Regions from separate parts of the Homo sapiens genome. Here region 1 is linked to region 2. Evidence: chromatin loops called from intact Hi-C (ENCODE). Cell type or tissue: pancreas. All regions are shown on one strand. Links, peaks and the distances in the headings refer to the core of each region. The heading gives the core; the rest is flanking DNA. Region 1 has its middle 5.7 kb from the start of OR52L1. Region 2 has its middle 33 kb from the start of CAVIN3.

Region 1 (2,816 bases), core at 77-2,576, 360 kb before region 2:
TCAGGCTGACCATGAAGGGTTAAAGACATTGGTAGGTGTCCACAGGCTCACAGGTTAGCTCTCAGCCCTCCCCTAATCATTTTCCATCTATATTCTTTTCTCTCCCTTTCCCCCACTGTCATAGAGTCCAGGCCACTGTTAACAAGGAGATTAAAGAGAGAGGGACAGGTCACATTTCATAGAAGAGCCTCCATGTCCACTAGCATCTAAATGGTAGAAGCCAGGAGGAGAAAGTTTGTTTGAGGAGTCAGGCCAGGAGAGAACAACTATTCTAACTCAGAGAAATAAGCTTAAGACTACTAAGAAGTGTCAGACCAGAGGTATTGGGAGAGCCACACTACACAAGCTGAGAAATAACCCCTGTCACAAGGGCTCTGAGAAGGGCAGAATTCAGCTGGCCATAGTCTTCCCCCAACTGTAAACCCAGAAACTGACCTCATTTTCCACTGCTGAATTCCTGTGCACCAACTTGTCACTGTTTCTGTCATCTTCATCTGAAAGGAAAGTTTATCCTTGATACTTTCCCAGGGCAGTGGTGGTGACTGTGAGCACCACTGGGCAAGCAGGATATTATTACCAATTGGCAGGTCCCAGAGGACTCATAGACAACCTGCACAAAGCCTAAGTTAGCCCCCAGATTGGCTGGAAAGGCACAGAGCTAAGGATACAGCCCACAGGGGTAGGTGATTGGACAGAGAGGCCAAGCAGGGAGTGGCTCCTGCACCTAACCACGTGGACCGTGTCTGTCCAATGTTGGTCATTACCTGTAAGCCTGTATGTCCTGACAGTGTGCTAGGAAACCTCATGCAGTGAGCTGGGAAATTTCACATTGCTCTGTGAGCTCAGACTTCTCATTCTCACGGAACAATCTTGGACCCCAGTAAATTATTTAGTGGATGCTGTTGTTCAATGTGCTCATTCTTTCAGATGCTAGGAGTGTCGCCTGCTGGAAGTTCATAACTAAGTCACTCCCCTTTGGCCAAAGAGAGAGCCCTCACCATAGTTTACTTTTCCTTCTCCAACGCAGTTCACACCCAATGACTGCTGATATAAGAATACAAAATCTTGGCTCCCTTTCTTCAATCTTAAACAACACTGAAGAGTCATCCTAGCTTGAGAGGTCCCACTGGGTTAGCTGAGTCATCTGAGAAAACTAGATCATAGTTTAATTTCTTCTTCTGCTTCATTTTGCTCCTCTCACTCCCTGACAATCATTGTTCTCCTGTATGTTTCTCAATAAACTTCCGGCATGCAAATCTCTGCTTCAGAGTGTGTTTCTGAAAAAAGACAAATGCTGCCTGCCTCAGGTGAGTTGAGCATTTTGCCTCTCCTCTGTAGGATTGTGACAAACCCAAGGGCCTCAACCCCCTTGCCATGGTGCATGTAGGACAAATAGGGCTTCTCCAACAGTCCATCCCAGCAAGTTCCCAATGAGATGGGCTGAGGCCTTCTCTATCTTATTTTTCCATCACCAAGCAGATCTTTTCCTTGGTCCCATCTGTTACCCAGTAACAAGCTTCCCACTGAAATAACAGAGCTTCTCCACTAGGTGGAGCGAAGCTTCCCACTCCACCTAGTAGCCACAATCTCCTTGGGAATAAATAAGCAGATGGTAGATTGGTAGATTAGGTATCTACCAATTCCAGGTAGTCTATTAGATGTTCATAAATATCTATATGATAAAAAGGTTTTCACTAGTCATGGGATGACATATATTAAGTACATAGGACCTTCCCAGTCTGGGAAGTTCGGGAAAGCCCTCCCTATTCAAGTTAGTGCCCATAAGAATTGGTTAAAAGTGAAGGGAGGTGTGGGGATAGGATGAGGATACAAACCTGTGAAGCAGGAGGAAAGGGACCTTGGTATTTTCAAAGACCTAAAAGGATTGTTAAAATTTGCGATTTTAGTACTCAGGAACTGAGCCTAGAGTTTAAGCAGGAACTGGAGCATGCTGGGTCTTTTAGGCCATGTCAAAAGGCCGTGGAGCACCATGAAGAATTTTAAGCAGAGGATTGAGACATGATCAAAATCTCATTAGCAAAATATCCTATGAGAATGGATGAGAAGAAGTCAAGCATAGATGGTGGGAGGCCTGTTAAAAAGCAAATACAGCCATCTCTAGAAAGATGATACTCTTTCTTTAACACTCTGAGGAAGTCCACCCTCACCCATTTTTTTCATCAACAATGGCAGTTTTCCTAATGAGTGTTGGACCCTCCTAGACTCAGTTTTCCTCTCTTTTCTGAGAATGTAAAAACCTGTTTCTCAAAGGTGAGAATTAAATGTAAATATAAGAATGTATATAGGTTGGAAGATACAAATTGGCCCTTCCATTTTGCCTAATATAACTTTCCCTATACTCTATAGCAGCCCTATAATGACTATAAGAGAAATATTAATATAATGCAAACCACATGTCATTTTAAATTTTTAGTAGCCATCTTTAAAAAGTAAAAGAAAACATGTAAAAATGAATTTAATATGTTATTTTACTCAGCATATCTAAAGTATTATCACTTTAACATGTAACCAACATTTTTTTTAACTTCTGAACTTTTTATTGGCCTCCTGCTCCCTAAAGGGTACTCTGCCTCTGCTGGCTTAATGTCTCAGAACTTTGGTGTCATTGGTCTCAGACACCACTTTGCTGTCCACTCTGTGGCGGGTGGTAGTCTTTTGAATGGTTCGCATGGAGTTGGGGGCTGTCCAAGGCAACAACCAAGATTGAAATCTTTGCTGTCTTCCAGCAGGCTGCAGTAGGTGGTGATCTCAGCCTCCAGCTTGACCTTGATGTTCAGCAGGGCTTCCTACTCGTG
Region 2 (2,816 bases), core at 286-2,785:
AGCACACACACAAGTGCACAAGGCAAGAAAGATTAGCCCTTTGGGGAGTTGTCAGCACTGCAGCACATATACAAGGGCACACAGACGAGAAAGGTTAGCACTTTGGGGAGTTGTCAGCAGTGTACCACATAGAAAAGTGCACACAGGCAAGGAAGGTTAGCACTTTGGGGAGTTGCCAGCAGTCCTACCTGCCTGATCTTTAGAATGAGGTGGAGAAAGGTTGATGCAACTGTGAAGTACACAATAGGGAGCCGCTGGAGGATTTTAAGGAAGGATTTCCTAAATCTCACTCTGGAGGGGAATCTGGAGAGAGAAAAGGTTTAACATAGGAAAACCAGGCAGGGGACAGAACTAGCTGTGTGGTCTTAGACAAATCATGTAGCCTCTGTGAGCTCCAGTTGCCTCATCCGAAAATAGGGGTAATATTTCCTACCTTAGAGAGTGCTGTTATGATTATTGAGATAAAGTATTACAGATGTTAAATGTTTAATAAATGTTAACATTTATTATTTTTCTACATTCCTCGTTCTCCCTTACTTTTCATGTCTATTTTGACACAAAATCCTGCTCATCCTCCCTCCTAAACACCCCTCAGATCTGTTTTCTTTTCTGCAACATCCTTCTTTATTTAACTCTCATAAATTCTAACTTGGTTGCCTAGTTGGGTCTCTGCCTGCAGTCCATCCCTCCTCTAATTACAACTTGGCTACCAAAGTAATTAAACAGAAACCAGAATATTTCATCTGCCTGTAGAAAATTCTCCTGATTTTTTATCCGTTTAAGAACCACGACCAAAGCCTTAAATTAAATATGGGTATAAGATTCTTAATGATCTTCCCCCATATCTATATGTCATTCCTCCTCCTCACCATCCTCCCAGCCCACCCCTATAGTGTTCCATATTTCCTAGATGTTTTGGACCGCATGGAGATCCCTTGACACCCCAGGCTCTCTCACACACCCCACATCCTTACTCACACATTTGCTCCTGCCCCAGATACCTTCCCTCATGTGTGCCTCACAAACAAAATCCCTGTTCATGCTTTGAGACCCTGTTTCAATGTCACCTCTTCCTCCTCACACTTTCACAACCTCCTTAAACTGTATATTCAGACCTTCCCTGGGCCTCCAAAGCATTGTGCATATCCTTGTTCTTCAATCCTTATCACATTTATTGTAATTATTTTATTTATATTAATTTTCACCTCTGACACCATGAGCTTCTAAAAATAGTGACCTTGCTTAATCACCCTTGTATCCTCAGCACCTAACTCAAATTCTATCATATATTGGATGTACACTTGCTGGAAAAAAAAACGTATGAATGAATCCAACATAAAAAGTCACAGTGCATTTGGAACTAGTTGGTCTGTGATAACAGGATTTGGCCTCTAGGTGGCTGTGCTTAGGGGATCTAAGCTGTCAAGCCTGATTCTCCCCTGACTCCAGGGAATCTGGTCAGAAGGGCAACTAATTTCCTCTCTCACTTCTCACCTGCTTGCACTTGGGACCCACCTTGGGACCTAAGCCAGCTGCCCCCTCCACATGTGAGGTTGCAGTGCCATCTACTGGTATCTAGAAGACCTGCAGGTCAGGCCGAAGGAGGAAGAGGGAGGAAGAATTAAGGACCACTGTGGTTTAACCCTGCCGTGAAATCTCAGCTACCAGATCCCACATTGGGCAGTTTGTCCCACCTATGTGAGCCCATGCTTGCTAGGGAAAGCCCCTCATTTATACTTCCCGTTGACCGAATACCCTCAGTCATGTCTCAGTGTCCAGAGCCCTTTCTTCAACCCTCTGAGAGCCAGGGACCCCACCCTCAGTTTCATCAGGAGCTGGTCACCCTAAGTCAGTGACACAAGCATCCTCCTTGTCCCTCTCAGTAATAGAGCCTCTCACTCAGAAACCTCTGATCACCTGTAAGAATTTGTGACAGGACCCTCTCCTTCAGGCTTTGGTGACCAGATGTCTCCACCCAGGCCCTTAGTAAGTAGGGCCCTTGACTCAGACCCCTCAGTGATCAGGGATTTTTCCACAGGTCCCCAATGACCAGAGCATCATGTTTAGGCTCGTCATGGACCAGAGCCTACCCTCACCCCAGTTTTCAGTAACTAAGGACCTTCTCTGAGACACCTCAACAACAGTGCCTCAGCTCAGCCCCCTCAGTGACCACAGTCTCCTTCACAGGCCTCCCAGGGACCCTCACTCAGGCCCCTCAGTAACCAGGGTCCTCACTGAGCCCATCAATGATTGGGGTCCTCACTCTGCTTCTCCGTGAGCTGAGGACTCAGATTTCTCTAGTTTTCATTCAAGTTTCATTGACAGGAACCCTCCCTCAGACCCCTCATCAGGGATGGATTCTTCAATAAGCTGATAAGAAAGAGCTATGGCATTATGAAAGCAGAAACCACAAAACAGGAAAACAAATTTTTAAAGAATTCAATATTTGCAAAAGGCCATCAGTATGACCATCGTGGGATACATTTTATTAACTTTCTTTGTATTTATTTTATGGCCTATACCATTTTGTTTTGAATAACATGTAGAAACCAAACATAATCTTTAATGTGTTTAGACCTTTAACAGTCTTGATCAGCCCCATTCCTCAGGGACCCTGACCATCACTAAGAGCTGCATGACCAAAGGTCTTTAATTAAGGCCTAGTGAGCATAACAAGAACTGGGCAGGTCCCCTCAGGCCACCCAACTGTCTTCCGCTTCCCTCTCTCTGCTCCCCTGAGAAGCCTCTTATCTCCAGGGCTCTGCCTTCTGCTCCATCCCTGTGCCCTTTGTCCAGAGAGGGGCCACAGCTGCGCC

What was found. Peaks named below come from ENCODE experiments on the same cell type or tissue, not always from the same donor. Only the 100,000 strongest peaks of a DNase experiment are listed, where the experiment ranks them.
Region 1: it touches region 2 in a loop (2.9-fold over the local background); 10 of 110 quality-filtered maps call a loop at or near these places.

Annotation. Positions count from the first base shown.
Region 1 is chr11:5,991,273-5,994,088 of GRCh38, forward strand. It overlaps a transcript of OR56A3 not described here and the pseudogene KRT18P58. Among named protein-coding and RNA genes, the nearest start is that of OR52L1, 5.7 kb to the left of the region's middle. In pancreas, for the core only: a CTCF peak has its summit at 1,562 (motif pointing right); no DNase peak of the experiment used is centred there.
Region 2 is chr11:6,352,063-6,354,878 of GRCh38, forward strand. No RefSeq gene overlaps it. Among named protein-coding and RNA genes, the nearest start is that of CAVIN3, 33 kb to the left of the region's middle. In pancreas, for the core only: a CTCF peak has its summit at 1,544 (motif pointing left); a DNase peak (open chromatin) is centred at 1,539; H3K27ac peaks cover 272 bases.